Linked DNA regions of Homo sapiens: region 2 is linked to region 1. A link is a loop called in an ENCODE intact Hi-C map of the cell type or tissue named here. Cell type or tissue: mammary epithelial cell. All regions are shown on one strand. Links, peaks and the distances in the headings refer to the core of each region. The heading gives the core; the rest is flanking DNA. Region 1 overlaps RNF123 (ring finger protein 123). Region 2 holds the start of GNAT1 (G protein subunit alpha transducin 1).

What was found. A loop is a pair of places that touch in the nucleus more often than their neighbours do. Peaks named below come from ENCODE experiments on the same cell type or tissue, not always from the same donor. Only the 100,000 strongest peaks of a DNase experiment are listed, where the experiment ranks them.
Region 2: it touches region 1 in a loop (6-fold over the local background); 4 of 110 quality-filtered maps call a loop at or near these places.

The regions. Positions count from the first base shown.
Region 1 is chr3:49,696,907-49,711,905 of GRCh38, forward strand. RNF123 (ring finger protein 123) reads left to right here. Exons shown (of 39, transcript NM_022064.5): 4 at 237-316; 5 at 457-551; 6 at 979-1,033; 7 at 1,146-1,231; 8 at 1,534-1,620; 9 at 1,849-1,916; 10 at 2,074-2,199; 11 at 2,562-2,676; 12 at 2,762-2,866; 13 at 3,321-3,446; 14 at 3,566-3,658; 15 at 3,730-3,803; 16 at 4,585-4,702; 17 at 4,905-5,004; 9 more. Among named protein-coding and RNA genes, the nearest start is that of RNF123, 15 kb to the left of the region's middle. RefSeq lists a silencer at 6,650-6,944. In mammary epithelial cell, for the core only: CTCF peaks have their summits at 4,672 (motif pointing left) and 6,721 (motif pointing right); no DNase peak of the experiment used is centred there.
Region 2 is chr3:50,181,648-50,196,646 of GRCh38, forward strand. It overlaps SEMA3F (semaphorin 3F), which reads left to right. Exons shown (of 19, transcript NM_004186.5): 8 at 637-756; 9 at 997-1,136; 10 at 1,257-1,371; 11 at 1,539-1,608; 12 at 1,773-1,917; 13 at 2,945-3,167; 14 at 3,796-3,884; 15 at 4,019-4,060; 16 at 4,242-4,399; 17 at 4,634-4,701; 18 at 4,966-5,099; 19 at 6,058-7,428. The coding sequence ends at 6,468. GNAT1 (G protein subunit alpha transducin 1) reads left to right here and starts at 9,963. Exons shown (of 9, transcript NM_144499.3): 1 at 9,963-10,184; 2 at 11,486-11,528; 3 at 11,618-11,759; 4 at 11,859-12,016; 5 at 12,106-12,234; 6 at 12,445-12,574; 7 at 12,854-13,007; 8 at 13,118-13,309; 9 at 13,621-14,999. The coding sequence starts at 10,079. The coding sequence ends at 13,308. RefSeq lists enhancers at 11,719-12,235, 12,236-12,752, 12,705-12,764, 12,753-13,268, 13,321-13,852 and a silencer at 13,075-13,134. In mammary epithelial cell, for the core only: CTCF peaks have their summits at 7,842 (motif pointing left) and 11,136 (motif pointing right); a DNase peak (open chromatin) is centred at 7,834.

The DNA of each region.
Region 1 (14,999 bases), core at 2,902-10,901:
AAGTGCTGGGATTACAGGCATGGGCCACCACACCCGGCCTGGACTGGTTATACTTTTGAGTTTAGTGGAGAATTCGGCCTTCTGACCTCCTGCATGCCAGAGTCTAGGACTAGGCACAGCCCTTTTTCTGGAGTCTAGGCAGCCCCCCTGTGAGCTCAGGGGAAAGGATGGGATTTAGTGTCATCTGGCTGATTTCAAGGACTTGTGGACCCCTGGCAGCCTCTCACTCTCCCCAGGAAACCCCTGAACTTCCAGAACCTGCCAGAACATTTGGACCAGTTGCTACAGGTGGACAATGAGGAGGAGGAAAGCCAGGGTATGTGGCCACCTCTGGAGTGGGGTTGGGAGGTGCAGAGCTGGGACGTAGCGGGCCTGGAGACGTCTGGTGAGCTCAGGACACCCTATGCATCCTGTCAAATGCTCCACCCTGCCTGACCCCACCTCTCCTCTTTTCAGGACAGGTTGAAGGGCGGCTTGGCCCATCCACTGTGGTCCTGGACCACACAGGCGGCTTTGAGGGGCTTCTCCTGGTGGATGATGACCTGCTGGGGGTGAGTGAGGGTGAGGTGTGGAGACCCAGGTCCAGCCCCTTCTGACATAGCCCCAGGCTCCTCCTGATGTGGCCCTAGTCTCTCTACTCATCTGATGGGGCTGCAGCCAAAACTTGTCCTGACGTGGCCCCAGACCATTGTGTTCTCAGTCCTCAAACTCTCCCACTAAAGCCCTGAAACAGTCTTGATGTGGACTCAGCCCCCAGCCCTTCCCAGCACAGCCCTGAGTCCCTCTCTCATCCTGCCTTGGCCCAGGATCCTTCCTGATACAAGCCTACCCGCTCCCACCGTCCTCAGGCACAGTGCAGTGTTGGCCGCCACAGGCAAATACCACCAGGGCTGGCTCAGTTGGGGATGGGGTCTTTTTCCCTTGGGGAGATGCTCTGTGTGCCTGGGAGCTAGCCCACCACCCCTCTTCTTCACCCAGGTGATTGGACACAGCAACTTTGGCACCATCCGCTCTACCACATGCGTGTACAAAGGTGAGACCTTACCCTGCTGTGGCCTAGGTAGTGAGGAGAAAGTTTAAGGGCCCAGGCATGAGGCAAGAGGCAGTCTTTGTCCACCTCGTGGCCCTAACTCAGCTCTTTCCAGGGAAATGGCTCTACGAGGTCCTCATCTCCTCCCAGGGGCTCATGCAGATCGGCTGGTGCACCATCAGCTGCCGCTTCAACCAGGAGGTACACGTTGGGGAGGGGACCCCTCCCTGGGCCCAGGGAGAGCTTCTCCTGCCACAGGCCTCATCAGGTCTCCAGATCCCCTCAGAACTGCCTAGGACCCTAACTAACCTGGACTGCCCTCTGGAGAAGAAACGTGTCCCACCCAATCCCAGGCACCCCAGCTCAGAGAATACCTCTTACTCTTTCCCTCAGATCATCTGTTCCCTTCTGTAGAGCCATATGCATCCAAGGCTGGTGATTGGTGGGCTCTGGCCCAGACCCTGCCTGCCTCACCAGGGACCTCATAGGCATTTCCTCCCTAGGAGGGGGTTGGAGATACACACAACTCCTATGCCTATGATGGCAACCGCGTGCGCAAGTGGAATGTGACCACAACGAATTATGGCAAGGTGAGAGCCAAGCCCCTGTGGGTCATCCGCCCCATGACTGTTACTACAGCTTATTTGGAGCCACTGGGCAGCCATAAGGGACTACAGGGCACCAGGGAAGGGTCAGGGACCCAGGTCCTTTGTCCTTGTGGCTAGTCTCCCTTGGGTGGTTCTGGAAACGCAGCTGGGGTTCAGAGTCAGCAGGCTGCTGGGCTTCTGTGCATCTGGTGAGGCCTCCTCTCATGGCAGGCGTGGGCAGCGGGGGACATCGTGAGCTGCCTGATTGACCTGGATGATGGCACTCTGTCCTTCTGCCTGTGAGTTTCCTATCTCTATGCACAGGCCTGGCCCCTGGGGCCTCCCCAGACTGCCCCCAGTTTCCTGGGCCCTGTAAGGGGCCAGACTGAGTTTGATAGCCTGAGGGTGGGCAGCCACATGCTTAGCACTGGCTCACAGACCCACCCTTCTCCCCAGGAACGGTGTATCACTGGGCACTGCCTTTGAGAACCTGTCCAGGGGCCTGGGTATGGCCTACTTCCCAGCCATCAGCCTCTCTTTCAAGGAGTCCGTGGCCTTCAACTTTGGCAGCCGTCCTCTGCGATATCATTTTGTGAAGATGGCTGTGGGCTGCTCAGAAGCTCTTGGGGAGGCTGGGATGAGGGGCTCCCTACCCCAGGGGTGCCATGGGCTGGTGGCAGGCCCTGGCTGCTGCAGAGTTAGTGGGGGGCCATGTAGAGTGTCGAAGAAAACTTTCCTCGCAGCAGCCTGGTTGGTTGGGTGCCCTTGTCTCCACTGAACAGATGAGGAATGTGAAGCATCCTCCCTAGGGAGAATAAGTGGGCAAGTTGTGATGCAAACCAGCCCTGCCCTAGAGCCCAGGCCCCGGGGTGGGGGGTGGGCAGTGGAGAGGGAGTAGGCATGTCTGAGCCACAGATAAGGCGTTGCTGGCTTAACTCTGGCACCTACCCAGTGGCAGGCTACCGGCCCCTGCAGGACCCACCGAGTGCTGACCTGGTGCGGGCACAGAGGTTGCTGGGCTGCTTCCGGGCAGTGCTGAGTGTGGAGCTGGACCCTGTGGTGAGCTGGGGTCTGGGCCAGGCGGGGTGGGGGGCTTCCACAGCCTCCTGCCCCTCACACTTCTCCCTCCTCCCCCTCCACACAGGAGGGGCGGCTGTTGGACAAGGAGAGCTCCAAGTGGCGGTTGCGGGGCCAGCCCACCGTCCTCCTCACACTGGCCCACATCTTCCATCACTTTGCACCGCTTCTGGTGAGCGGCATTGGGAGGGGCATGGGAGGGGAGGAGACAGGCCATGCTAGACACGCCCGTGGTAGATGTGCCCTCACTGAGGGCTGCAGTGCTGAGGTCCCACAGCATCACCTGGCGAGGGCCCCATGTGACCAGGGCCCTCAGACCTCAGTCAGTCCCCTAGGGAAACAGGGACATTGCCAACCAAGGGCATCAGGGGATGTCCTGGAAAGAAGACTGAAGGATAATAACATCCCAGGCCAAGGAAACTGCGTGTGCCAAGCCTTAGAGGAGCCGTGGGGCAATGGCCTTCTTGTCCCTCAGTCAGACCCCGGAAGGGGTCATCTATGTTTGGTGTTGCTCGAGTGGCTCAAGGCTCTGTGCCTGAGGCTTGTGCCTTGGCCATGTGCCAGGGCAGGGGTGCCTTGACCAGAGTGGAAGGCCACCACCTCACCAGTGCCTGGCCTTGGTGCAGCGCAAGGTGTATCTGGTGGAGGCTGTGCTCATGAGCTTCTTGCTGGGCATCGTGGAGAAGGGCACACCCACACAGGCACAGTCCGTGGTGCACCAGGTCCTGGACCTCTTGTGGCTCTTCATGGAGGTGAGGCTCCTGACCTCAGGCCTCAGGCCTGGCTGTCAGTCTTCACTGGGGTCGGGAAGATACGGGGAGAATCTTGGAAAAGGCCCCAGTCATGGCTGCCTTGGCATCTCTTCCCCCAGGACTACGAGGTACAAGATTGCCTCAAGCAGTTGATGATGTCTCTGCTTCGGCTGTACCGATTCTCACCCATTGTCCCAGACCTGGGCCTACAGGTGGGAGCCCCTACCCCTGCCCTGAGCCCCCTGGGACTCGCCTGTCCACTCTGAACGCCCCCTCTCCACAGATCCATTACCTGCGGCTCACTATCGCCATCCTGAGGCATGAGAAGTCCCGCAAGTTTCTGCTTAGCAATGTCCTGTATCCTTTCCTTGCTGCCTGGCAGGCCAGACATGGGGTGCCCTCTGGACTCAGCAGAGGCCAGGAAGGGGAGTGTCATCAGGCCAGGGGTCCCCTGGGAGCATCAGGAGGACCAGAGCTGCCCAACGTGGCATTTTCTCTACAGAGCAAGGACGAGAGAGCAAAGGACTGAGCCTGGCCAGCCAGCCTAGCCAGGGGGTTCTGAATGACTGCAGACTCGGGCTACGCAGAGGTGTGGGAGGGGCCACAGGGCCTGCCCTCTTCGGCCACAGCCCAGCACTTTTGTTCATGTTCCACAGTGGGGATTCCTGCAAGATCTTTAAGGAGGCAGCTCTTCCTGCTTCCCAGAATTGTTGGGAACTGCATGAGTGAGTGAGAGCATAGCTTTGAGCCCCTGGCTGGGAAGCCTCAGCTTGTAGCCGTTTTCTTGGTCTGGGGTCTTCCAGCCTCCAGGAGGCAGACACAAAGCTGGGAGACACAGAGGTCAGAGTTGGGGCCTGAGAAAAGGCCACCAGTCCCTCTCTCCAGCTTGTCCCACAGTCATCTGTTCCTGTGACAAGCCCTTATCGTGCACCTGCTGGGTACTGGAGCTGGTGGGCTTAACCACCACAGCTTTTTGTCAGGGAGCATGCCCTGGGGGTCAGACACATAGCAGCAACATGCCCCTGTGGTGGTGGGAGAGCTGTGGTAGGCACATCCAGGGATGGGCTCCTGGGGAAGGACTCTTGAGGGTGTGCAGAGTGCCCTTTGGCAAGCAGAGCCCTGCCTTGACACCCGCCAGCTTCGACGTGCTCCGCTCCGTCGTCTTCTTTTACATCAAGAGCCCCCTGCGTGTGGAGGAGGCCGGCCTGCAGGAGCTCATTCCCACCACCTGGTGGCCCCACTGCTCCAGTAGGGAGGTGAGTGCACCCCAAGTGGGATGGGCAGAGGTCATGGCAAGGCCCCTGGCCTGGGCATCTGGCCACTGGGCATCTAGCATGAGGCCTTTTCACTGGCCCTGGTCCCTGAAGCCCTGGAGATGGAGTGTGGGTGTTCTGAGTGAAGGAGGCCTGGCTAGGTCCCAGGTGACCCTGCTGTATTCCACCTGCTACCCCTGCCTAGGGCAAAGAGAGCACGGAGATGAAGGAGGAGACCGCAGAGGAGCGGCTGCGGCGGCGAGCCTACGAACGGGGCTGTCAGCGGCTCAGGAAGCGCATCGAAGGTCAGCCCGCCTTGGGCACGGGGTAGGGTGGGAGGTGTGTGTGTGCACATGAGGGTGCTTGGAGGTGCCCATGTCTAGGTGGGACTTGGGGAACCCTGGTGGTGGAGCCCTGGCCCAAACCTGCCCCCCATCTCCTGGAGCCTGAGGGCCATGTTCCTCACCTGACCTCCAGTGGTGGAAGAACTACAGGTCCAGATCCTGAAGCTGCTGCTGGACAATAAAGATGACAATGGGGTGAGTGACTCCCAGGAGCCCTGGGTGGGGCCCTGTGGGGAGGGATGCTGCACTGGGCCTTAAGACCCAGAGGGTGGGAACTGGGTTTGGTTCCCATGGCAGGGGCTGGGGGAAGGTGCAGCACTGAGCCAGCCCAGTCTGGGCCTGCATTCTCAGCTCAGCACAGCCTCACTTTTCCCTCTCTCAAAGGGTGAAGCTTCTAGGTATATCTTCCTGACCAAGTTTCGCAAGTTTCTGCAGGAGAACGCCAGTGGCCGGGGGGTAGGTGTCCTCCAGGCCAGCCCACTGTGGATCCCCGGCTGCACTACACATGCCATGCCCTCAGCACCTGGCACTTCTCGGACTGCCTCATCCCTGCCTAGCCCCAAGCTTTTCTCTGCTGCTTTTCCCTCCCTGCTTAACCCTCGACCCTCAGGCAGGGCCTTGGATGAGGAATGGGCAAGGCACTGGACTGGCACCAATGCATGTTTCATGCCTGGTGTCCACAGAACATGCCCATGCTCTGCCCCCCTGAGTACATGGTCTGCTTCTTACACCGGCTGATCTCTGCCCTGCGCTACTATTGGGATGAATACAAGGCTTCCAATCCTCATGCTTCCTTCAGTGAGGGTGAGTGGCACCGGGGTCCCAGGTCAGTGAGGCTGGACAGAGCCAGGCGTAGGGCAGCCCCTAATGTTAGTGCAGAGTGCTGAGCTGAGGCTGTGGGCTGTGGGGAGTTGTCCCCGGCATCCTGCCTGGTTGAGTCCTACCCAGCCACAGGCGGCTTCTCCACTGGGGCAGCAGGAGCCCTGCACCGCAGGCCTGCCGATCCTGTGTTTGCTCTGATTGTCCCACGGGCTCCTACCATTGTGGGCTCTTTTCTTCCGTCCTTGCCCCCCCATTTCTCTGTGCGTCCTTTATAGGGCTGCCTTGGGTGGGTGCTGGGGGGCCCTGTGTTTGAGTCCCCAAGGGTCAGTGGGAGCCTTACCTGCCCTGGATTGGGGGATATCCCACAGGACTGGGGCTGGGCCTCTCTGCTTCTCCTGAGTGAACGGCTGCCATGAGTACCCCCATCACCCCAAGTTATGCAGCTGCTGGCTCTGACCTGAAATGGCAGGGGTGGAGAAGAGGTAGGGGAGGTCTGTTTCTTGGTCCAGGAGACAGTTTCTCTGTCTGCCTGGATGGGTGAGTGGCCAAAGCCAGAATTCCCAGGCTGTGCTAGGCCAGATTGGAGGGGAGGGCTGTGGGGAGGGTCTTCCTACTGGGCCGTGACCACTGGCCTAGCCTCCTCAATTCCTCGCAGAGGCCTACATCCCGCCCCAGGTCTTCTATAATGGCAAGGTGGACTACTTTGACCTGCAGCGCCTGGGGGGCCTCCTCTCGCACCTGCGGAAGACCCTCAAAGGTGTGTACAGGCCTGTGGGCCGGGAGCAGTTCTGGGGCCAGGTGGGGGACTGTCCCTGAGCCTGCTCTGCTGTGGATGCTGAGCCATCCTATGGCCACCAGAGGGTGCCCAAGTCTTTCCACCCACTCAGGCAGGGAGACACTGATCTGCCTGCCCTACATCTGGGCAGCTTCTCTTTCCCGCCAGCACCCACGCCATAGGGGTCGGGCGTGCCTGGCAGGGGACCAGGGATCTTGGTGAGGTGTGGATGGGGCGTGCAGGTGCTGCCGGAGCTGCCTTCAGGGATGAGCACAAGCTGCCCCGGTGCAGGGCTGAGGGCACAGCGAGAGCAAGGCCCTGAGCCGGGCACAAGGGTGGGTCTGTGCTGTCAGAACCTCTCTCTGGCTGCCGCAGTGTATACGCCGGAGTGCAGGGGCTGAGAGACAGGGAGCCCAGGTGTCCCCACACAGGAGATAAGGGCCTGCCCAGGTAGGTAGGGGAGGGCACAGGTGGAGGAGAGGAGTCAGGATGACCCCAGGCTTCCTGCCAGAGGTTGTGTGGATGGGGTGCCATCAGGGAGAGGGGCTGCAGGAGGTGGTGGAGATGAGAAATTCTGTTTGGACACAGCGCGTTTAGCGGGGAGCAAGGCCTGGGCGGGGGGCAGCGAAGGCGGGGTCAGTTGTCAGCACGGTGGTGGGGATGAGCCTGGGATGAGGCTTGGCTCCCACTGGGAGTGCCCAGAATGAAGCAGCCCTGGCATCTCCTTTTGTTTATGGAGTAGTCAGAGAGTGGGGGAGGCCCTGGAGAGCAGGAAGTCCTGGGAAACAAAGCCAGGGACCAGCAGGAAGGGCATGATGGGCTTACATCTATGTAGAATAAAGAAAGTCAATTTGAAAATAAATGAAAAAGAAGGGTGTGATGGGGAAGGCCTCCTGTTACTGAGTGGCAGCTAGACGGGGCCCTTGAGATGCAGAGTGAAGGCTGGGTGGAGGAGGCGGAGGGGCGAGGGGCAGATACGGTGCTAAACCGGGCTCTGCAAGGCCTCCTGCCCAGTGTGCTGGGCTCTCTCACCGTCCTGGGCACTTCCACTGTGGCCCCTTGCGCCACCACTGGCCTGAGAACCCTCCTGCTCTTCCTCCCAGATGACCTTGCTTCCAAAGCCAACATTGTGATCGACCCACTGGAGCTCCAGTCAACCGCCATGGATGACCTAGATGAGGATGAGGAGCCAGCCCCAGCTATGGCCCAGGTGCCGCAGTGGGGGCAGGCGGTGGGATTTGTGTTGGGCTTATCCTGTATCTTATGGGCAGGGGTCTCATCCAGGGCCACTTCCCGCTCCATGCAGGCAAAGGGTTTCTCACTGGGCTGGTGCCTTGCTGTGGGTGGAGGCATGGACCCTCCCTCACAATTCTGCAGCCCCGTGGGCCAAGGGAACCCTGAGCCAGCCCTGGTCCTGGCCGCCTTTCTTCACTGCAGCGCCCCATGCAGGCCCTGGCTGTTGGGGGGCCACTGCCCCTGCCCCGGCCCGGCTGGCTCAGTTCTCCAACTTTGGGCCGAGCCAACCGCTTCCTCAGCACAGCGGCTGTGAGCCTCATGACCCCACGGCGGCCTCTGAGCACCTCGGAGAAAGTGAAGGTCCGCACGCTGAGCGTGGAGCAGAGGACCCGTGAGGACAGTAGGTGCTTGGTGGGGTCAGGCAGGTCCCCGAAGGACCCTTCCACAGTGTACAGTCCCCGATCCGGGCAAAGCCAAAATACACCCCATGCCCTCCCAGCCCTGTGGCCTGGCAGCATCCCAGGAGTGCAGGAAGCACACTCCGAGGGCAGGAGATCAATGCCGCAGAAATAGGTCCTGGCACCGCAGGCCTTGCCCTGCACTCCACCCCTACCCCCATGCCCCCATGGGCTCCCCGCGGGTCCCTCCTTGGGCACAGGAATGGGAGAGATGATTTCCTCTCCTGCTGTGAGGCAGGCTCAGGAGAGCCGGGATGGCCCTACCCTTGACCCTTCCCTCCCCAACTCCCCAGTTGAAGGCAGCCACTGGAATGAGGGCTTGCTGCTGGGGCGGCCCCCCGAGGAGCCTGAGCAGCCCCTCACCGAGAACTCGCTGCTGGAAGTCCTGGATGGGGCGGTCATGATGTACAACCTCAGCGTACACCAGCAGCTGGGCAAGGTCGTGCACTCTTGGACCCCGCATTGGGTGGCGGGTGTTGTGCGTGTTTGGTTGTGTGTGTATTCCTGTGTGCACATGGGCCCGCAGGGCTGCCTGTTCAAGACCGTGCATGGGAGCACATGCCTCAGCGAGGCTGGTTTCTGCTCCTGCTGCCTCAGTCTGACCTGCTGACTGTTGTGGGAATGGGACCGCCCTGGGCCTAAGGTTGGGACCTTGGCAGGGCTGGGGTCCAGACTGGGTCTGAAGAAGCCTGGATGAAGTGCCCAAGGGGCACTCTGGACATGTGGTCCCATGCTGTGTAGATGGTGGGTGTCTCCGATGATGTCAATGAATACGCTATGGCTCTGAGGGACACAGAGGACAAGCTCCGCCGGTGCCCCAAGAGGGTAAGGCCCACATAGTCTTGGTGAGGGGCAGCTTGCTTACTCGTACAGGTAACCACAGATGAAGTCTGGTTCTGGGGGCTGCCCTGGCAGTTCTCATCCCCACTCTAGCCCTGGCCATAGCACGCCAGTGAGAGTGGGGCTGGCAGCAAGGCCTGGCACCCATCACCAGTGTGGCCTGTGCCTAGGTGCCCCCCACCCCCTGGGCCCAATAAGTGCTGAAGCACACCCACTCTCCTCATCAATTATTCATTGACCCTGAGTGCTTCCTCGGCCACTTGCAGAGTCAGCAGGAAGCAGGGCCTGGCTCCACTGCACCCTCCGGAGCCCTCTGCTGTAGCTGCCCTAGCCCAGGAAGGTGGGGCCCAGTGTGTCCAGGCTGAGCTTCCCTGACAGCCCCCACCCACCCCGACCTGTCAGCAGATCCCTGGGTCTGGCAGCTGGGGGAGCAGCGGTTCTGGCATCAGGTCCCTGGGTGCTCTGGCCAGCGGCTCACAGACCCCCAGCTGGGCCTCACTTCCATGTCATGAGGGGACCACCATGGCCTTGTTCTGAGGCTGGCTCAGGGTCACCAGAGGGTCAGTGGCAGAAGAAGGTTTTGAAAAATGGAGCCCAATCCCTTGCCTGCTCCAGGCACTAGAGGGCCCTTCCTAGGCTGCCTGCAGGATCAGGGTGGACCTGGGTATGGGGCCATGTCTTGATTGTCCTCCTTTCCCCTTGGGTGGCAGAGGAAGGACATCCTTGCAGAGTTGACCAAGAGCCAGAAGGTTTTCTCAGAAAAGCTGGACCACCTGAGCCGCCGTCTTGCCTGGGTCCATGCCACTGTCTACTCCCAGGTGTGCTGGTATTGCAGCTGCCCCTTCCCGACCTCACTGTCTGGCCACGGGTCTAGCAAGATTGTGCCAGGGCCCTTGATGCCCCCACCCTCTCAGGCCTCTGGCACACACATGTCCCTTCCCACACTTCAGACTCCATCACCCCATGCCATGTCCCCTGTACCCCTCATGCTCTGTGGACTGAGGAAGCGCAGTTTCTGGACCTCCAGTTCGCCTCATAGACCTGTCCTTCGAGGAACAAACTCTGTCTGTCTGCCTCCCCTGCTCCCACCCCCTCCCAGTTTCTTGGCCCCCGTCCTTCTCTCCCAGTGCATCAGGGGCTCTGCAGTCTTTCCCGGAGGCACACTCCACCATCTGTGCCTGCCTCTGTCTGACTCATTACCACCCGAGGCCACTGGCTTGTTCCCCACTCACTCATTCACTTGCTCATTCATTCAATAACATGCACTCAAAACCTGGTGTGTGCCAGGTGCTGTCCTGGAACTAGGGACACACACACATTAATAAGTCAGAAAGATGAGCCTCTGCCTTCTGAAGGCACTCAGCCTGGTCAGATACATGGATGGACAGACAGATGGATGGGGCACTCCTGCTGTGACTGAAGTTTCACCCCCAGGCCTCAGACTCTCTGGACTTGTTTCCTCTCCCTGCCCCTCTTGGCATCTCTTCCCTAACCAGTGAGTGCCCTGAGGGTCTCTTCAGGTGCCCAGGTCAGGGTATCTGCTGTCTTCTTGGGCATACCCCTGCATGACTGGGTGATCGAGGCCTTTGGTATCCCCATTTCTATCATCTCTGCTTGCTGTTTCTTCTCATGGCTCTTTTGCAAAACCCAAACCACCTCCACCTTTTTCCCATTCGTGACTCTCCTGCTACCCTGGATGACCGTGCTTACTGCCCCATGACGGGAACTTCCTCTCCCTTCTGCCCTGAGATTTCCTGCCTGCCCACCTCCCTCAGAAGTTTGGCTGCCCTCTCCCACACTGTCTTCTCAAGACCCTTGCCCTCTCATCTCTCTGCCTTTTTTTAGTTATGCTAAAATATGTGTGACATAAAATGTACCATCCTAGCTGTGTTTTTTTTGTTTTGTTTTGTTTTGTGTTTTTTTTGAGACAGAGTCTCACTCTGTTGCCCAGGCTGGACTGCAATGGCATGATCTTGGCTCACTGCAACCTCTGTCTCCCGGGTTCAAGCAGTTCTCCTGGATTATAGATGTGCTACCGCGCCCAGCTACTTTTTGTATTTTTTGGTAGAGACAGGGTTTCACTTTGTTGGCGTGGCTGGTCTCAAACTCCTGGCCTCATGTGATCCTGCCACCTCGGCCTCCCAAAGTGCTGGGGTTACAGGCGTGCGCCACTGTGCCCGGTCACCCATCATAGCCATTTTTAAGTGTTAAGTCTATTCACATTGTCGTGCAGCCAATCTCCACACTCATTTCATCTTGCAAAACTGATACTCCGTGCCTGTTGAACAAAACCTCCTGTCCTCCCTTCCCCAGCTTCCCTGACAGCTCCCACCCATCCCCACCTGTCAGCAGATCCCTGGGTCTGGCAGCTGGGGGAGCAGTGGTTCTGGCATCAGGTCCCTGAGTGCTCTGGCCAGCGGCTCACAGACCCCCAGCTGGGCCTTACTTCCATGTCATGAGGGGACCACCATGGCCCTGTTCTGAGGCTAGCTCAGGTTGCCCCTGGCAACCACCATCCTACTTTCTGTCTCTGAATTTGACTATACTAAGCACCTCATCTAGGAAGAATCATACACTATTTGTTCTTTTGTGTATGGCTTTAGCATAATGTCCTCAAGGTTCATTCGTGTTATAGCATGTGTCAGAATTTCTTCATTTTCCAGGCTGAATAATATTCTGTTGTACGGACACCACATTTCATATATCCAGTCCTTTGCTGATGGACACTCGGGTTGCTTCTACTTTGGGCTACTGTGAATAATGCTGTAATGAACATGGGTTTGCAAAGATCTCTTTGAGACCCTAATTTCAATTCTTTTGGTTATATACCCAGAAGTGGAATTACTGTATCATATGGTAATTCTGTTTTTTATTTTATTTTTAATTTTAATTTTTTATTTTTTTTGAGATGGAGTCTCACTCTGTCACCCAGGCTGGAGTGCAATGGTGCGATCTCGGCTCACATCCTGGGTTCAAGTGTTCTCCTGCCTCAGCCTCCCGAGTAGCTGGGACTACAGGTGCGCACCACCATGCTCGGCTAATTTTTGTGATTTTTTTTTTCTTTTTTTGAGGTGGAGTTTTGCTCTTCTTGCCCAGGCTGGAGTGCAATGGCGCGATCTCGGCTCACGGCAGCCTCTGCCTCCCAGGTTCAAGCAATTCTCCTGCCTCAGCCTCCTGAGTAGCTGGGATTACAGGCATGTGCCACCACGCCCAGCTAATTTTGTATTTTTTTTTTTTTGAGACAGAGTCTCACTCTTTCACCCAGGCCGGAGTGCAATGGCGCTATCTCAGCTCACTGCAAGCTCCGCCTCCCGGGTTCACACCATTCTCCTGCCTCAGCCTCCCGAGTAGCTGGGACTACAGGCGCCTGCCACCACGCCCGGCTAATTTTTTGTATTTTTAGTAGAGACAGGGTTTCACCGTGTTAGCCAGGATGGTCTCGATCTCCTGACCTCGTGATCCACCCGCCTCGGCCTCCCAAAGTGCTGGGATTACAGGCGTGAGCCACCGCGCCTGGCCTAATTTTGTATTTTTTTTTAGTAGAGATGGGGTTTCTTCATATTGATCAGGCTGGTCTTGAACTCCCGACCTCAGGTGATTCGCCCGCCTCGGCCTCCCAAAGTGCTGGGGTTACAGGCGTGAGCCATCGCGCCCTGCAATTTTTGTATTTTTTGTACAGATGGGGTTTCACCGTGTTGGTCAGGCTGGTCTTGAACTGCTGACCTCAGGTGATCCGCCTGCCTCGGCTTCCCAAAGTGCTGGGATTGCAGGCATGAGCCACCGCGCCCGGCCAATTCTGTTGTTTAATTTTTTGGAAACTACCATATCATTTCTACAGTGGCTGTGCCTGTTACATTCTCACCAGTAGTGCATGAGGGTTCCAATTTCTCCATACATATCCTTACCGACACTTCTTATTTTCTGCCCTTTTTTTTTCTTGGTAGACGCAGGGTCTCACTATGTTGCCCAGTTGTCAAACTCCTGGGTTCAAGGAATCCTCCTGCCTCGGCCTCCCAAAGTGCGGGGATTATAGGCATGAGCCACCACACCCGGCAATTTCTACTTTTTTAATAGTAAATCCTAATGGGTAGGATATGGTACCTTATTGTGGTTCTGCATTTTGCTAATGATTAGTGACATTATGACAAATAGTACCTTTACAAGCACTTATTGGCCATTTGCATATCTTTTGTTTGTTGGTTTGTTTGTTTTGTTTTGAGAGGGAGTCTCGCTCTGTGGCACAGGCTGGAGTGCAGTGGCAAGATTTTGGCTCACTGCAACCTCTGCCTCCCAGGTTCAAGCGATTCTTCCACCTCGGCCTCCTGAGTAGCTGGGACTATAGGCATACGCCACCACGCCCGGCTAATTTTTGTATTTTTAGTAGAGATGGGGTTTCACCTTGTTGGTCAGGCTGGTCTCAAACTCCTGACCTTAGGTGATCCGCCTGCCTCGGCCTCCCAAAGTGCTGGGATTACAGGCTTCAGCAACCGCGCCTGGCCATATCCTATAATTTTGCTGAATTTATTTATTAATCCTAGTTGGGGTTTTGTGTGTGTGTGTGTATCTTTAGGATTTTCTACTTATAAAATCATGTCTGTGAACAGAGATAATTTTACTTTATCCTTTCCAGTGTGGTTTCCTTTCTTTTTCATGCTTAGTTGCTCTGGCTGGGATTTCCAGGACTGTGCTGAGCAGAAGTAGAGAAAGTGGCACACTTGTCTTGTTCTTGGTCTGAGGGAGGGAGGGATTATAGTCTGTTACCACTGAGTGTGATGTTAGATGGAGGCTTTTCATATATGGTCTTTATTATGTTGAACTGCCTTCATTCTCTGCATCTTCAGCACTAACTCACCTGTGTCTTTCTAATCCCATTATTAATGGAGAGATTCACTCCTGTAAACCAGCACTTTGGGAGGCTGAAGCGGGAGGATCACTTGAAGCCAAGAGTTCATGACCAGCCTGGGCAACCCATCTCTACAAAAAAAACAAAATTTAATTAGCGGGGCATGGTGACACATACCTGTAGTCCCAGCTACTCTGAGGTCAGGAGTTCAAGACCAGCCTGGCCAACATGGCGAAACCCCATCTCTCCTAAAAATACAAAAATTAGCAGGGCGTGGTATCACATACCTGTAGGAGGATCACATGAGCCCAGGAGTTCCAGGTTACAGTGAGCTGTGATTGTGCCACTGCATTCCAGCCTTGACGCTATATGTGCCCAAAAGTTATGCTCTCTCCTTCTTTCTCTGTCTTAGCTGCTACATCTTCCCCTTCATCTCCCTCCAGCACAGGCTCTTCCCCATCTCTGAAATAGTCTCACCAGGGTCTCTGTCTGCCCCCATCTCAATCCGGCCGGCACATTTCCATCTCCTTTGCATTGATACCTTAGCTCTGATGGGGCCATTGCCAGCCCCTCACCAGACACAGTCTTCGCTGGCCTTCTGTAGCAGCAGGATCATCGCTGCCTAGGTTTGCGCCTAGGCCCTCCCCTAACCTCTTGCTTACATCTTCTCCTCAGTTCCTTGGGCTTTAGGGCACATCAGAGAGCTGGTGTGAAGCCCAGGTGCTGTGACCGCACTCCAAGACACACGGGTGCTGTGGGTCTGGGCTGGGGCCTGAGGCCTCATTCTTGCCTGGGCTCCTTTGTGAGACCCTGACATAGACTTTGTGGAAACCACATTGTGGGGAGCAGGGCCCTCAGCAGGTTTTGTCTGTTTCCTGTGACCTCTGTTCCACCAGTCACACTGCCCCCTGCTTTCCCACCACCTTCTCCTTTGCACTCCAGATCAAATTTCTGCCTGTCTGCTTACCATCGCCAGCTCTCT
Region 2 (14,999 bases), core at 3,541-11,540, 490 kb after region 1:
GCCTTGCTCTGTTGCCCAGGCTGGAGTGCAGTGGCATGATCTCGCTCACTGCAACCTCCGCCTCCCTGGTTCAAGCAATTCTCCTGCCTCAGCCTCCCGTGTAGCTGGGATTACAGGCACCTGCCACCATGCCCAGAAAATTTCTGTATTTTAGTATAGGTAGGGTTTCACCATCTTGGCCAGGCTGGCTTCCAGCTCCTGCCCTCAAATGATCCACCCACCTGGGCCTCCCAAAGTGCTGGGATTATAGGCATGAGCCACTGCAGCTGGTCTATTAGCTATGCTCTTGAGGTGATTTACATTTGTTGTGTCTGTGGGGTAGAAATACTGTACAGTGGTGTTGGCAGCTCTTCCTGATTTTGCTTTCAGTGACCTCAGGTTGGTAGCTTGAAATTAGTTGTGGCAGGAGTATTCACACCACAGAAATGGGCTATTGCTACTAATCAGAGCTGATAGTTACTAATCCCAACCCTCCCAGAGCCAGTGGTGAAACACTGACCAGCACTCCACTGGAGATAGGATCATGCCCCAGGGAGCCTGAGCGGGGAGATAAGGCCCTGCCCTGGAAGTCATCTGAGCTGTGCCCTGGCCCTAGCAAACAGCAGCCCCCCAACTGACCCACTGGCCTACCCACAGATGAGGAGCTCTATGCTGGTGTGTACATCGATTTTATGGGCACTGATGCAGCCATCTTCCGCACACTTGGAAAGCAGACAGCCATGCGCACGGATCAGTACAACTCCCGGTGGCTGAACGGTAAGCGCAGCCCCAGGAGCCCTTCCGTGGCCATGTGTCTGGGATGCGGCAAGGAGGTCGTAAAGAAGCACATGTGGGGGAAGTGGGGACATGTTTAGCCTATGACTACCTGGGGCAGGGGTAGTTTCTTATCTGGAGAGGAGTTGGGGGTGTTCTTGCACCTGGCTGGGGATTCTGTTGGAGAACATCAGGGGCACCATCAGAGTAGGGGCTCACCCAGCTGACCCCTGCCACCTGCAGACCCGTCGTTCATCCATGCTGAGCTCATTCCTGACAGTGCGGAGCGCAATGATGATAAGCTTTACTTCTTCTTCCGTGAGCGGTCGGCAGAGGCGCCGCAGAGCCCCGCGGTGTACGCCCGCATCGGGCGCATTTGCCTGGTATGCATTGGCAGAGCCACCAGGCTGCCCCTTCCACCAGTTCTGGCTTCATCAGCCCTGCTCCAGCCAGGGCTTGGGGTCAAGAGCTGATCTGACCCGGCCTCTTGCCCCACCCCCCAGAACGATGACGGTGGTCACTGTTGCCTGGTCAACAAGTGGAGCACATTCCTGAAGGCGCGGCTCGTCTGCTCTGTCCCGGGCGAGGATGGCATTGAGACTCACTTTGATGAGCTCCGTGAGTGCCCAGCAGGCAGGCAGGGTGCTCTGGCTACAGCAAGAGGGATAGAGGCGGGATGGGCGATCAGGGTGCCTTTGGTGGGCCCCCTCCCCTGTGCAGGAGTGGGTGGGGCCCAGGGGCTCCCGCCCATGGCACCCTCCAACACCTTCTCCCTCTGTCCCCAGAGGACGTGTTTGTCCAGCAGACCCAGGACGTGAGGAACCCTGTCATTTACGCTGTCTTTACCTCCTCTGGGTGAGGCTGGGGTCAGGGCCAGCAGTGGCAGGGAGTGGCCCCGTTGGGGGATTGTAACTCGTGGAGAACCCCAGCCCGGTGGCGAGCTGTGGGGAGGGGGCAGTTTGGGGAGGGGCCCTAGGTGGAGGGTCTGTCCTGCTCAGCAGCGCCTGCCATGCCCACAGCTCCGTGTTCCGAGGCTCTGCCGTGTGTGTCTACTCCATGGCTGATATTCGCATGGTCTTCAACGGGCCCTTTGCCCACAAAGAGGGGCCCAACTACCAGTGGATGCCCTTCTCAGGGAAGATGCCCTACCCACGGCCGGGCACGGTAAGGACCCCACTCATCCTGCCTCTCCCCTTTCTCTTCTTCTAAGAGGCCTCTGGGTCAGGCTCTTTGCAACATGGGCCCCACCATCATGGCCCTCCCAGCCAGCGGAGGCGGTGAGCTGTAATGCACACACAGACGGGCCTTCACACACAGTGTCAAGCTGTGGAGGAGCCCAGATGGGATTCTGGGACAAAGATGGTGGGTTGGGCGTGGTCGGCTGCTCCTCAGAGGGTCCTCTGTGGGGCTGTTTGGGAGCTGAAGGTTGGGGGGAAGCGTCTTCCCTGCAGGTGCTGGAGGCAGGCTGGAGGTTGGCTCAGCTGAGGAACAGGAGGCAAAGAGCTGGGGAGGGGCAGGGCCAGGCCTCAGGCAGGGTCTCAGAGGTCACAGAGGCATGTCACTTTATCTTGATGTGACACCGGCTGATGTGGGAGCCTAAGCAGGAGAGCAGCGGATCTGGTCCAATGCAGTTCTGACTCCATGTAGTCAGGACTGGGCTGGAGAAGCTGGTCTCAGTGGGGGACAGGGGAAGCTTCCCTCCAGAGGTAACCTGGAGTCAGAAGGATGGGCCAGAGGTAAGCTGGCCATGACGGGGGGCAGGCTGAGCCCAGGTTCAGGGGACAGCTTCAGGAAGGAGGAGAGTGAGCCTGGTGTGTGACAAGGACGTCGGGGCCTGCAGTCCAGCTGTGCAGGAGGGAGACGGGTGAGACCCTAGGAACAACCAGAGAGGAAGGAGATGACAGGGGTGGGGAGGGGGACATGGAAGGGAGTGGTCCGCTTGGCCAAATGCTGCCACGAGGTCATGGCACCTGAGGCCAGGGAGGTGGCTGTGGCATTTGGCCACCTGGGACCTTGGCCAGAGCAGGACCTGTAGAGGTCAGGTGCAGGGCAGAAACTTGGAGAGCGGGTTTGGGGAGAGGAGCAGGTTGAGGTAGTGGGGACAGACAGTGCAGCGGCCTCTTCTGAAGCTAATGGCTCCAGCCTGCCCTGCCCAGGCAGCCTGGGACTGACACTCGCCACCTGTCCACAGTGCCCTGGTGGAACCTTCACGCCATCTATGAAGTCCACCAAGGATTATCCTGATGAGGTGATCAACTTCATGCGCAGCCACCCACTCATGTACCAGGCCGTGTACCCTCTGCAGCGGCGGCCCCTGGTAGTCCGCACAGGTGCTCCCTACCGCCTTACCACTATTGCCGTGGACCAGGTGGATGCAGCCGACGGGCGCTATGAGGTGCTTTTCCTGGGCACAGGTACCCACTGCTGCTCCCGGCCTCTCCCACGCTGGGCCCACCGGGTGCGGGGTGCAGATCCTTGGGGCTGGGGCTTGCCCTGCTAGGGCTTGCTGCAAGCTCATCAGAGTCACTTCTTCATCCTCATCCTTTGGTGCCTTCTCCCTATTGATGGGATAACAGAGGCTAGGGGTGAGAAAACCCCATTCCCACTTCCATCCCCAGGGGCCCAGGAGAACAGGGACACTGGGCATCTGGGGACTTATGTATGTATGGCAGGAAAGGGGTGGAGACAGATGGTAGGCACCTCCAGGATACAGAGGCCATACACATGCTCGTGTGTGCACACACATGCCACAGTGCACCCCCTACAGTTCCAGCAGCCCAAACACAGGAGAATGCATGCCCCAGTGTCCTGTTCTCAGCAGGGCCCAAAATCAGGGTCTGGGTTGGTGGGGGCAGACCATGGCCATGACCCCCTATGTCCTGGGCCAGTCCCCTTTGACCTGGGGAAACTCTTCCACCTTGGCACAAAGCTCCAGCTCCAATGCCCTAGGGGGGTTTGGGCCCTGGTGGGGGAAGGGGCTGAGGCTGGTACCCCTTCCCCAGCATCCCCAGCCCCACTGAGGCCCTGCCCGGCCCGTTCCAGACCGCGGGACAGTGCAGAAGGTCATTGTGCTGCCCAAGGATGACCAGGAGTTGGAGGAGCTCATGCTGGAGGAGGTGGAGGTCTTCAAGGTGGGTGTGACACCACCCAGTCCTGACCTCCCCACCTTTACCCTCCCCCCAGTCCCAGCCTCTGACCTGAGACCTCTAGGTCAGGGCAGGGAGGGGGTCCCTGGCATCCCAAGCTGATCTTTATCTTTTTCTAGGATCCAGCACCCGTCAAGACCATGACCATCTCTTCTAAGAGGGTAAGCCTTTGGCGAGGTGAGCCAAGGTTGGGGACAGGGCCTGCATCCCCTCAGGGTCATGCCCTTGGCACAGGGATGGGTAAACTGAGGCATGGAACAGGGGAGAGGAGCCCAGCCTAGCTGGCTGTTGGTGGGGCTGGCTATGGGACAGGAACTGACAAGGCCCTACCCTTTGCCCCAGCAACAACTCTACGTGGCGTCAGCCGTGGGTGTCACACACCTGAGCCTGCACCGCTGCCAGGCGTATGGGGCTGCCTGTGCTGACTGCTGCCTTGCCCGGGACCCTTACTGTGCCTGGGATGGCCAGGCCTGCTCCCGCTATACAGCATCCTCCAAGAGGTGTGGACCCCTAGACACCTAGAATTTTAGCAACCAGTCCCAGGGCCCTATCCTAGGGGATTGGGGGTGCATGTGATATTACCCGGGGTGCATGTGATATTACCCTAGGGGAGTCTTATGGGTAAGACATCACTGCCCTGGGGAAAAAGGGCCCTGCCCTGGAGTCAGGGAGATACAGGGACCTGGGGGGGCAAGCTTCCTGGGAGCACTCCTTCAGGGGCTATCCTCATCCAGGCGGAGCCGCCGGCAGGACGTCCGGCACGGAAACCCCATCAGGCAGTGCCGTGGGTTCAACTCCAATGGTGAGTATGCTGGGCCTCACTGTGGGGTGCTGCTCACACTGCAGAAGTCCACGCAGCCCACGAAGCTGCTCACAGGGCCCCCACTGTAAGGGTGCTCTGATGGCTAATGGAGGGTGGGGGCTAATGGAGATGGGATGTCCCTAGTTGCCCCATCAACACAGAGCACTACATTGGTGAGTGGGTGCCCCTCGGTGCCTGCCCCGAAGCAGTCAGCAGGCTGCCCGGAGGTGATGCTGCTTTTGCTCAACCCCTCTCACTCTAAAGCCAACAAGAATGCCGTGGAGTCTGTGCAGTATGGCGTGGCCGGCAGCGCAGCCTTCCTTGAGTGCCAGCCCCGCTCGCCCCAAGCCACTGTTAAGTGGCTGTTCCAGCGAGATCCTGGTGACCGGCGCCGAGAGGTGAGTTCCTGCGCCCGGTGCTGCACCGTGGATGTGAGTCCTTGCACAGTGGTGAAATGTAGTAGAGGAGTGATCTGGAGCAACTCTCATGCTGTGAAACCCCTTCCAAGCTCCCTTCCCTACATGCAAATCCTTTGAGTGAAAACAGTTACATGGAAACTCCCTGGGATTGGCCTCATTCTATGGAAAGTGTTTCTGGGTATGCCTGTTCACATGAAAATTCCATATGCATACCACATTGGGGGTGTACCTTCTACAAAAACATCATGTGAGTGAGCTCCAGTATGTGGAAATTCTATGGGGCCCTCATTTTATGAAAATGCCCTACAGGTGTCCCTGTTTATGTGGAAATTCTATGTGGTTATCCCAATTGGATATTCTCGTTAAATGGAAATTCTGGCTGGACGTGGTGGCTCACACCTGTAACCCCAACACTTTGGGAAGCCAAGACAGGCAAATTGCTTGAGGTCAGGGGTTCGAGACCAGCCTGGGCAACATGGTGAAACCCTCTCTCTACCAAAAATACAAAAATTAGCTGGGCATAGTCATGCATGTGGTCCCAGCTACTTGGGAGGCTAAGGTGGGAGGATGGCTTGAGCCTGGGAGGCAGAGGTTGCAGTAAACCGAGATCATTCAACTGCATTCTAGCCTAGGCGACAGAGCCAGACCTTGTCTCAAAAAAAAAAAAAAAAAAAAAAAAGGAATTCTGTGTGTGCTTCAAATTTTCCTCATTGTACAGAACCTCCTTATGGTCATCACTCCTGAAATGGAAATCTGTACAGATGCCTTATTCAAATATCTCTCATTATGTAGAAACTTCATGTGGTTTTTCTGGCATATGGAAATCCCACATGGGTGCCTCTACACGGAATGGCCACAAAGGTGGTCTGATCTGGTTGCTGGCTAGGGCCATAGGGTGGTCACAGAGCCTCTGAACCCCCTCTCCTTGCCCCTGCAGATTCGTGCAGAGGACCGCTTCCTGCGCACAGAGCAGGGCTTGTTGCTCCGTGCACTGCAGCTCAGCGATCGTGGCCTCTACTCCTGCACAGCCACTGAGAACAACTTTAAGCACGTCGTCACACGAGTGCAGCTGCATGTACTGGGCCGGGACGCCGTCCATGCTGCCCTCTTCCCACCACTGTCCATGAGCGCCCCGCCACCCCCAGGCGCAGGCCCCCCAACGCCTCCTTACCAGGAGTTAGCCCAGCTGCTGGCCCAGCCAGAAGTGGGCCTCATCCACCAGTACTGCCAGGGTTACTGGCGCCATGTGCCCCCCAGCCCCAGGGAGGCTCCAGGGGCACCCCGGTCTCCTGAGCCCCAGGACCAGAAAAAGCCCCGGAACCGCCGGCACCACCCTCCGGACACATGAGGCCAGCTGCCTGTGCCTGCCATGGGCCAGCCTAGCCCTTGTCCCTTTTAATATAAAAGATATATATATATATATATATATATAAAATATCTATATTCTATACACACCCTGCCCCTGCAAAGACAGTATTTATTGGTGGGTTGAATATAGCCTGCCTCAGTGGCAGCATCCTCCAAAACTTAGACCCATGCTGGTCAGAGACGGCAGAAAACAGAGCCTGCCTAACCAGGCCCAGCCAGTTGGTGGGGCCAGGCCAGGACCACACAGTCCCCAGACTCAGCTGGAAGTCTACCTGCTGGACAGCCTCCGCCAAGATCTACAGGACAAAGGGAGGGAGCAAGCCCTACTCGGATGGGGCACGGACTGTCCACCTTTTCTGATGTGTGTTGTCAGCCTGTGCTGTGGCATAGACATGGATGCGAGGACCACTTTGGAGACTGGGGTGGCCTCAAGAGCACACAGAGAAGGGAAGAAGGGGCCATCACAGGATGCCAGCCCCTGCCTGGGTTGGGGGCACTCAGCCACGACCAGCCCCTTCCTGGGTATTTATTCTCTATTTATTGGGGATAGGAGAAGAGGCATCCTGCCTGGGTGGGACAGCCTCTTCAGCCCCTTCTCCCCTCCCCGCCTGGCCAGGGCAGGGCCACCCCACTCTACCTCCTTAGCTTTCCCTGTGCCACTTTGACTCAGAGGCTGGGAGCATAGCAGAGGGGCCAGGCCCAGGCAGAGCTGACGGGAGGCCCCAGCTCTGAGGGGAGGGGGTCCGTGGTAGAGGCCTGGGGCCGGTAGAGGCTCCCCAGGGCTCCCTTATGTCCACCACTTCAGGGGATGGGTGTGGATGTAATTAGCTCTGGGGGGCAGTTGGGTAGATGGGTGGGGGCTCCTGGTGGCCTTCTGCTGCCCAGGCCACAGCCGCCTTTGGGTTCCATCTTGCTAATAAACACTGGCTCTGGGACTAGACTTTGGCTTCTCTCCTTGGTCAGGGGATTTAGAGCCACACGTGGTGGGCCTGGGGAGCCAGGTGGGGGGCTGGGAAGGGAGTAGATTGGCTCCATTTAAAGAAACCCAACATGTAGAAACCACATTTAGTTTGACAAACCTGGGCTGCTGCACCACCCCAAACACTTGGGTAGTGCGAAGGGCTGTAGAGACCCCTCAGGGCCCACTCACTCCTCAGGGTCAGGGAGGGTGGGTGGAGCCTGAAGGCTGAAAGTGGCAGAAATGCAACGGCCTCACTCCTGGACAGATCCCCATCATCCAACAGGGTGGGTGTAGAAGCTGCCAGCCTGTGGTAGGAGCCAGCATTCACTTCCCACGCATACTATTTAGAGACAGCCGTTAGTGCTCAGTGTCTGGTGCCCCGGCACCCCCTTGTGGTCTCTTGAGTCTGTGGCAGAGTTGAGTGCTGAAAGGCAGCCAGGTTCCAGGGAAGAGTCCAGCCAGGAGGCTCAGGGTGCCTGGAGGAGCCTTTGAGAGCCCAAGATTTGGGTTTTCCTATGGAAGTTGAGGGTGGGAAGTCTCTAGAACCTGGGAGCTCAACCTGAACAATTTCTGCCCGGCAGTGAGCCCTGCACCTGAACAGAGCACCAGACCCCCTAAGCTGAGGCAGGCAGGCCCTGGAGATAATCTTAGGCAGGCCTCAGAGCACCCACAGCAGACAGAGCAGGAGCAGGATAGGTGAGCCCCATTCCTCCATACCCCAGGGAACACTACACCTGCTCTGGGATGCAATTTCTCCACCTGGCAACAGGCCTGCAAAACATTCTCTGGAAGAGCCTGGCCACTTCTGCAGATTAGAGACTTTGTTGCACCCAAATTCAAGTGTACATATAGGCACAGGCGCCTGCAAGCATGCATGCACACACACAGTCATACACAGGCAGAGATGGACATGCACAGGCACACATATGCTCAGGTACAAACAGGCATGTTTACACCCCTGCGTATAAGCAAGTGCACACATGCAAACCTACACAAACTGCAAAACACACAAGCCTATGTGTGCATGAAGAGAATACACAAAGCATATTCACACATGCATACACATGTGTATACATGTGCACACATACATAAGCATGCGCACAGGCACGTGATTCCTATAAGAGCACATGCACTCACAAAGGCATAAACATGCAGGCACACATGTACACACAGGTATTCATGCACAAATGTGTCAAGTTATTGCTCGCTTGGTGCCAGCAAAAGACACACCCATGGCCGGGCGAGGTGGCTCACACCTGAATCCCAGCACTTTGGGAGGCCGAGGTGGGTGGATCACAAGGTCAGGAGATCGAGACCATCCTGACCAACATGGTGAAACCCCGTCTCTACTAAAAATACACAAAAAATTAGCTGGGTATGGTGGCACATGCCCGTAATCCCAGCTACTTGGGAGGCTGAGGTGGGAGAAGCTTAAACCAGGGAGTTGAAGGTTGCAGTGAGCCAAGATCGTGTCACAGCACTCAAGCCTGGCAACAGAGTGAAACTCTGTCTCAAAAAAAAAAAAAAAAAAAAAAAAAAAAGGCCAGGCACGGTGGCTCATGCCTGTAATCCCAGCACTTTGGGAGGCCGAGGCGGGCAGATCACGAGGTCAGGAGACTGAGACCATCCTGGCTAACACGGTGAAACCCTGTCTTTACTAAAATACAAAAAAAGTAGCCCGACGTAGTGGCGGGCACCTGTTGTCCCAGCTACTCAGGAGGCTGAGGCAGGAGAATGGCGTGAACCTGGGAGGTGGAGCTTGCAGTGAGCTGAGATTGCGCCACTGCACTCCAGCCTGAGCAACAGAGCGAGACTCCATCTCAGAAAAAAAAAAAAAAAAGACACATACACCGAGGCACACAGAGCAGATATGCATGCCCACCACAGTCCGCTGGAAGCAGAGGACCTCCTTGGGGCAGCTCCAGCCTGTGATATGGGATGAATGCAATGCCCACTGTTTCCCTCTCTCTGGATTCCCTGCAGGTCATAAAATCCCAGTCCAGAGTCACCAGCCCTTCTTAACCACTTCCTACTGTGTGACCCTTTCAGCCTTTACTTCCTCATCAGTAAAATGAGGCTGATGATATGGGCATCCATACTCCAGGGCCAGTGTGAGCTTACAACAAGATAAGGAGTGGTGCTGAGCCTGGTGCCGGGCAGGCAGCAGGCATGTTTCTCCCAATTATGCCCTCTCACTGCCAGCCCCACCTCCATTGTCCTCACCCCCAGGGCTCAAGGTTCTGCCTTCCCCTTTCTCAGCCCTGACCCTACTGAACATGTCTCCCCACTCCCAGGCAGTGCCAGGGCCTCTCCTGGAGGGTTGCGGGGACAGAAGGACAGCCGGAGTGCAGAGTCAGCGGTTGAGGGATTGGGGCTATGCCAGCCCGATTAGAAGGGTTGGGGGGGCTGAGCTGGATTCACCTGTCCTTGTCTCTGATTGGCTCTTGGACACCCCTAGCCCCCAAATCCCACTAAGCAGCCCCACCAGGGATTGCACAGGTCCGTAGAGAGCCAGTTGATTGCAGGTCCTCCTGGGGCCAGAAGGGTGCCTGGGAGGCCAGGTTCTGGGGATCCCCTCCATCCAGAAGAACCACCTGCTCACTCTGTCCCTTCGCCTGCTGCTGGGACCATGGGGGCTGGGGCCAGTGCTGAGGAGAAGCACTCCAGGGAGCTGGAAAAGAAGCTGAAAGAGGACGCTGAGAAGGATGCTCGAACCGTGAAGCTGCTGCTTCTGGGTAGGGGTGTGGGCCCAGGTGGGGCCACTGCCACCAGGTCATTGGTCTGGAGGCAGGCAGGCAGCCCTTCTGTGAAGCAAGGATTCCCTGGGAAGCAGTATGAGCCTGTGACAGAGTAGGGCACAGGGTGGGAGCCCTGGCCAAGCAAGGCCAGGCCTGACAGGTGGTGTCCTAGTCCCCCAGGGCTGGACATCCCACAAAGCCCCTCTCCAGACGGCTCTGCCTCAGGTGACCCACCCTCCCCAGAAGTGCGTGCCAACCACACTCTTGCACGGGTGTGTGATGCCGACTTTTCCGTGGCTGGGTTCCCGCAAGCTTCATGCAGCCTTTGGTTTGATACGCCTGCTAGGCAATGCTCAGAAGCCAGGAGCCTCACTGGGAGCCCGTTATTGGGCTGCTACTTTGGGAAGGGGATGGCCATAGTCCTCCTGGGAGTGGGGAGCCTCTAGGACCACCCAGATCCACAACGAATGGCCCTCAGGTGCCAGAGGGCTGTGGCTGATAGACCTACAAAGCAGCCAGAGGGGCTGGCGGGTACTGAGGCCCAGTGGGAGTAGATAAAGCCGCGTCCACTGGACCATGGGCACTGAGGAGAGATGGGGCTGATCCAGGCCTGCCTCAAGGTCACTGCCTGACCTCTCAAGGGGAAAAAGCAGCTTCAAGAGGGGCTCCACCCAAGCTCCCCAGGGTCTGGTCAACCAGCTGGAGGTGGGTGAGGGACCAAGCCAGTCCCACTTTCCCCCAAGGCAGAGAGGCTAAGCCGGAAATCTCATTAACTGTGCCCAACGCCCTCGCAGGGGCAAGCTCAGAAAGGATGTCAACTCTGCCCTCCCTCCTACCCAAAAGAGCTAATTCCCTCTGAGCCTCCTGGAGACACCTGCACCCCTTCAGGTGAAATGCAAGGGGTTTACCCGCCTCAAATAACCCAGTGCTTGCGGTACCAGAGGCTCCCACGAGGTGGCGATGACGCTCCGGGATTTCTTCATTGCAGTCTCACAGCATAATAAAGGCTGCCTGTGCCGGGGTCTTGGGGACTCCCCTGTCCCAGAACAGTTGAGGTCGTTGAGTCCCCTCGTTGGCTTCCTTTCTTCACTTTCCTGGCATTTGCAAACCTTGTGACTTCAGGATGTCAGGACTTAATTTGGATGGGGGGGTAGGTGTGGCTACGGGGTCGGGGCTGGCGCTCAGGCCTCTTCGCTGCGGGTCCACCCTGCCAACTCGGGAGGTCCCCGTCCTCCTGGCCTCCTTGCTGGAGGGGGCAGGCTGGTCAGCGCAGCTCTGAGGCGCCGCGTCTCTTTCAGGTGCCGGTGAGTCCGGGAAGAGCACCATCGTCAAGCAGATGAAGTGAGTGCCCCTGCCTGTCCCGAGGCCCCTGGGTCTGGGTCCTTCCCCACTTCCCCACGAGGCGCTGATTCTGCTCTCCTCGGCCTCAGGATTATCCACCAGGACGGGTACTCGCTGGAAGAGTGCCTCGAGTTTATCGCCATCATCTACGGCAACACGTTGCAGTCCATCCTGGCCATCGTACGCGCCATGACCACACTCAACATCCAGTACGGAGACTCTGCACGCCAGGTGTGCCAGGAGGCGGGCTGAGCGGGCCTCTGGGGACTCGAGGCTCGCGGCTGGGCCCGAGTCCCTGGCCGCCACCAGCCACTCTCACCCTGCCCCCAGGACGACGCCCGGAAGCTGATGCACATGGCAGACACTATCGAGGAGGGCACGATGCCCAAGGAGATGTCGGACATCATCCAGCGGCTGTGGAAGGACTCCGGTATCCAGGCCTGTTTTGAGCGCGCCTCGGAGTACCAGCTCAACGACTCGGCGGGCTAGTGAGCGCGCGGGCAGCGCGGGGCGCGGGGCGCGGGGCGCAGGGGGCCCTCCACGCCTCCCCACCCACCTACGGCCGGGTCTCGCGCAGCTACCTCTCCGACCTGGAGCGCCTGGTAACCCCGGGCTACGTGCCCACCGAGCAGGACGTGCTGCGCTCGCGAGTCAAGACCACTGGCATCATCGAGACGCAGTTCTCCTTCAAGGATCTCAACTTCCGGTACGACCCATACGCTAGCCCAGGAGGTCACTGCCCCAGGCCCCGTCCTGCCCCGGGGACCCCATCCCTGCGATAGACCCTGCCCCTTCCCTGATACCCCGCCAGCAGAAAGGGTGGTAGTCCCGGCCGAGAGCTCCCCGACCAGCACAGGGCGAAGGGATGTTGCCTGTGGGGCCCGGGGCGCAGGTTCAGGCCCCCGCGGCCCCGCAGGATGTTCGATGTGGGCGGGCAGCGCTCGGAGCGCAAGAAGTGGATCCACTGCTTCGAGGGCGTGACCTGCATCATCTTCATCGCGGCGCTGAGCGCCTACGACATGGTGCTAGTGGAGGACGACGAAGTGGTGCGTGCCAGGCAGGGCCTGTGTTCCAGGGGGGCGAGGAGGAGCTGCTGGTCCCTGGAGGCGGAGACCGCGCGCTGGGCTGGGGGAGGGCACGGGAGGGGATGCCTGTCCCGGGCGGCCTGAGGAGGCCCGGAGGCGTTCAGCAGGCCCATCTGGGGCAGTGCGGGGAGCCCTCTGAGAGCCAGCTGAGCGGGAAGCCCCGCGTGCCCGGGAGCCCAGAGAGCAGGTGCTGCGGGTCGGACGCTACCCCGGGTGCCCAACAGCTGCTGCCCTCCTCAGAACCGCATGCACGAGAGCCTGCACCTGTTCAACAGCATCTGCAACCACCGCTACTTCGCCACGACGTCCATCGTGCTCTTCCTTAACAAGAAGGACGTCTTCTTCGAGAAGATCAAGAAGGCGCACCTCAGCATCTGTTTCCCGGACTACGATGGTGAGAAGTCCGCAAGGCCGCCAGGCGGCGCCCCCGCCCCACGATCGCGGCGCGCACCCCCCGCACGGGGAAGGAAGGGCTGAGCAGAGTGAGAGCTCCCGCCCCCGCAGGACCCAACACCTACGAGGACGCCGGCAACTACATCAAGGTGCAGTTCCTCGAGCTCAACATGCGGCGCGACGTGAAGGAGATCTATTCCCACATGACGTGCGCCACCGACACGCAGAACGTCAAATTTGTCTTCGACGCTGTCACCGACATCATCATCAAGGAGAACCTCAAAGACTGTGGCCTCTTCTGAGGTAGGTCGCTGCCCTCTCCAGGCTCTTGCCTCAATACCCCAGCCCCGTCCAGCTCCCCACCCCACACCACGGCCCTGGAGCCTCACCCCCAAATCCTGGAGCCTACTGCCTCCAGGCCCCACCCCAGCTCCTCAGGCTCCACCCCACCGACAGAGGCCCCGCCCCACCCCACAAGTCCCACCCATTGAATTTCTTTTGGCCCCGCCCCAAGACCTCAGGTGTCACAGCTTCCAGGGCCGCCCCACCACACACAATGCCTAAACCCATTTATTTTGGGTCTCAGGGATGCTGACTGGGTTTCCTTTTCACAGGTGCCTGAATTCATGCGTGTCAGTCACCCTGAGACCTGGTAGCCCTAGCTGCCTTGCAGCCCCAAACCCCAGGACCCTATCAGCCCCCTGGGACTCCCTGGCCCCAACCTGCCACCTCACCAAAGCTCTGAGCCCTGCTAGCCTTGAGGCGCGGACCCTCCCCCATACCTCCCACAGTATCCCAGCGCCTCATGCCCCCAACCCCAAGCCCTGCCCTTCACCGCCCGGCTGCACTGGCCTCTAGGACTCACAGCAGCCAGCCCCAGCTAGGAACGGGCAGGACTTGGGGCAGCTGAAGCTCACGGTGACTCAGCAGTGCCCAACTGACCAATCTCCCGCAGCTCTCCTGCCCCTGGGGGCCCACGACTCACCTGGTGGGCCTGGGCTCAGCAAACAGCCCTCCCTCCCAGTATTTCATCAAGGACAGGGAATATCCCTCCCACACACAGGCCAGCTGCTCACCCTGCCACCTCCATGTGACAAGTTTGACACCTGTCTACCCAGAGCCAGTGACTGTCCCTCCCAGCAGCCTCCAAAGGGTCCAAAGTCCAAGCTAGCTCTGGCCTGTGTGGCCCCCACATAAATAAATTAGTGGGGAGGGGGCAGACCTGGGGGCCCTTGGGTGCCAGAGTGAGACACAGCAGGACCCTTCCCCAAATACTAGGCTCAGAGCAACCTCCAGCCTTCTCCAGCAGGATCTGCTCCCTGTGTCCTTGGACAGCAGATCCACACACCACTTCCCCACCCACACACAGTACCCTGGGCTGGTTGGACAACAGGATGGTGTGTTAAGGGGTTAAGGGAGGGTACTGTTGACACCAGCTATGGCCAATAGCTGGGCTGTCCTGAGGGGTGGCTGGGGACAGAGTCCAGCTCCCTTGGATCAGCCCAGAGGATTCAGGATAGGACAAAGGCCCTGGCTGTGCCCAAAAGGGTCTACCTCAGGTGGGGTTACAAGCAAACCTGGGTGACCCTCTTGTCCCTACCAGCAGCTTCTCTTGCCCCTTCCATTCAGGGTTCCCTGGCAGGGGAAGCTGAGAGCCATGGCTGAACTATCAGGGACAAAGGCCCATGTCCCCACATCCCTGCTCCCTCCTTCCTCATCCAGCACCAAATCTTTGCTTATGTCCACAGGCCAGGGCCTGTGCTGCAGTCGGGGACAAGGAGCTTCCGTCTGGCAAGGCCGGGGCACAATTTGCACTCCCCTCAGCTAGACGCACAGACTCAGCAATAAACCTTTGCATCAGGCTCCAGCTGTCCTTTCTTGGTGGAGGACTTAATTATCACAAGTCATGGGCATTTATTAAGTGCCCAGTGCTGGGTTGGGCATGAAGTGGGAAGATGGCCCCTCCCAGGAAGAAGTACCTGGCCTGACAAGG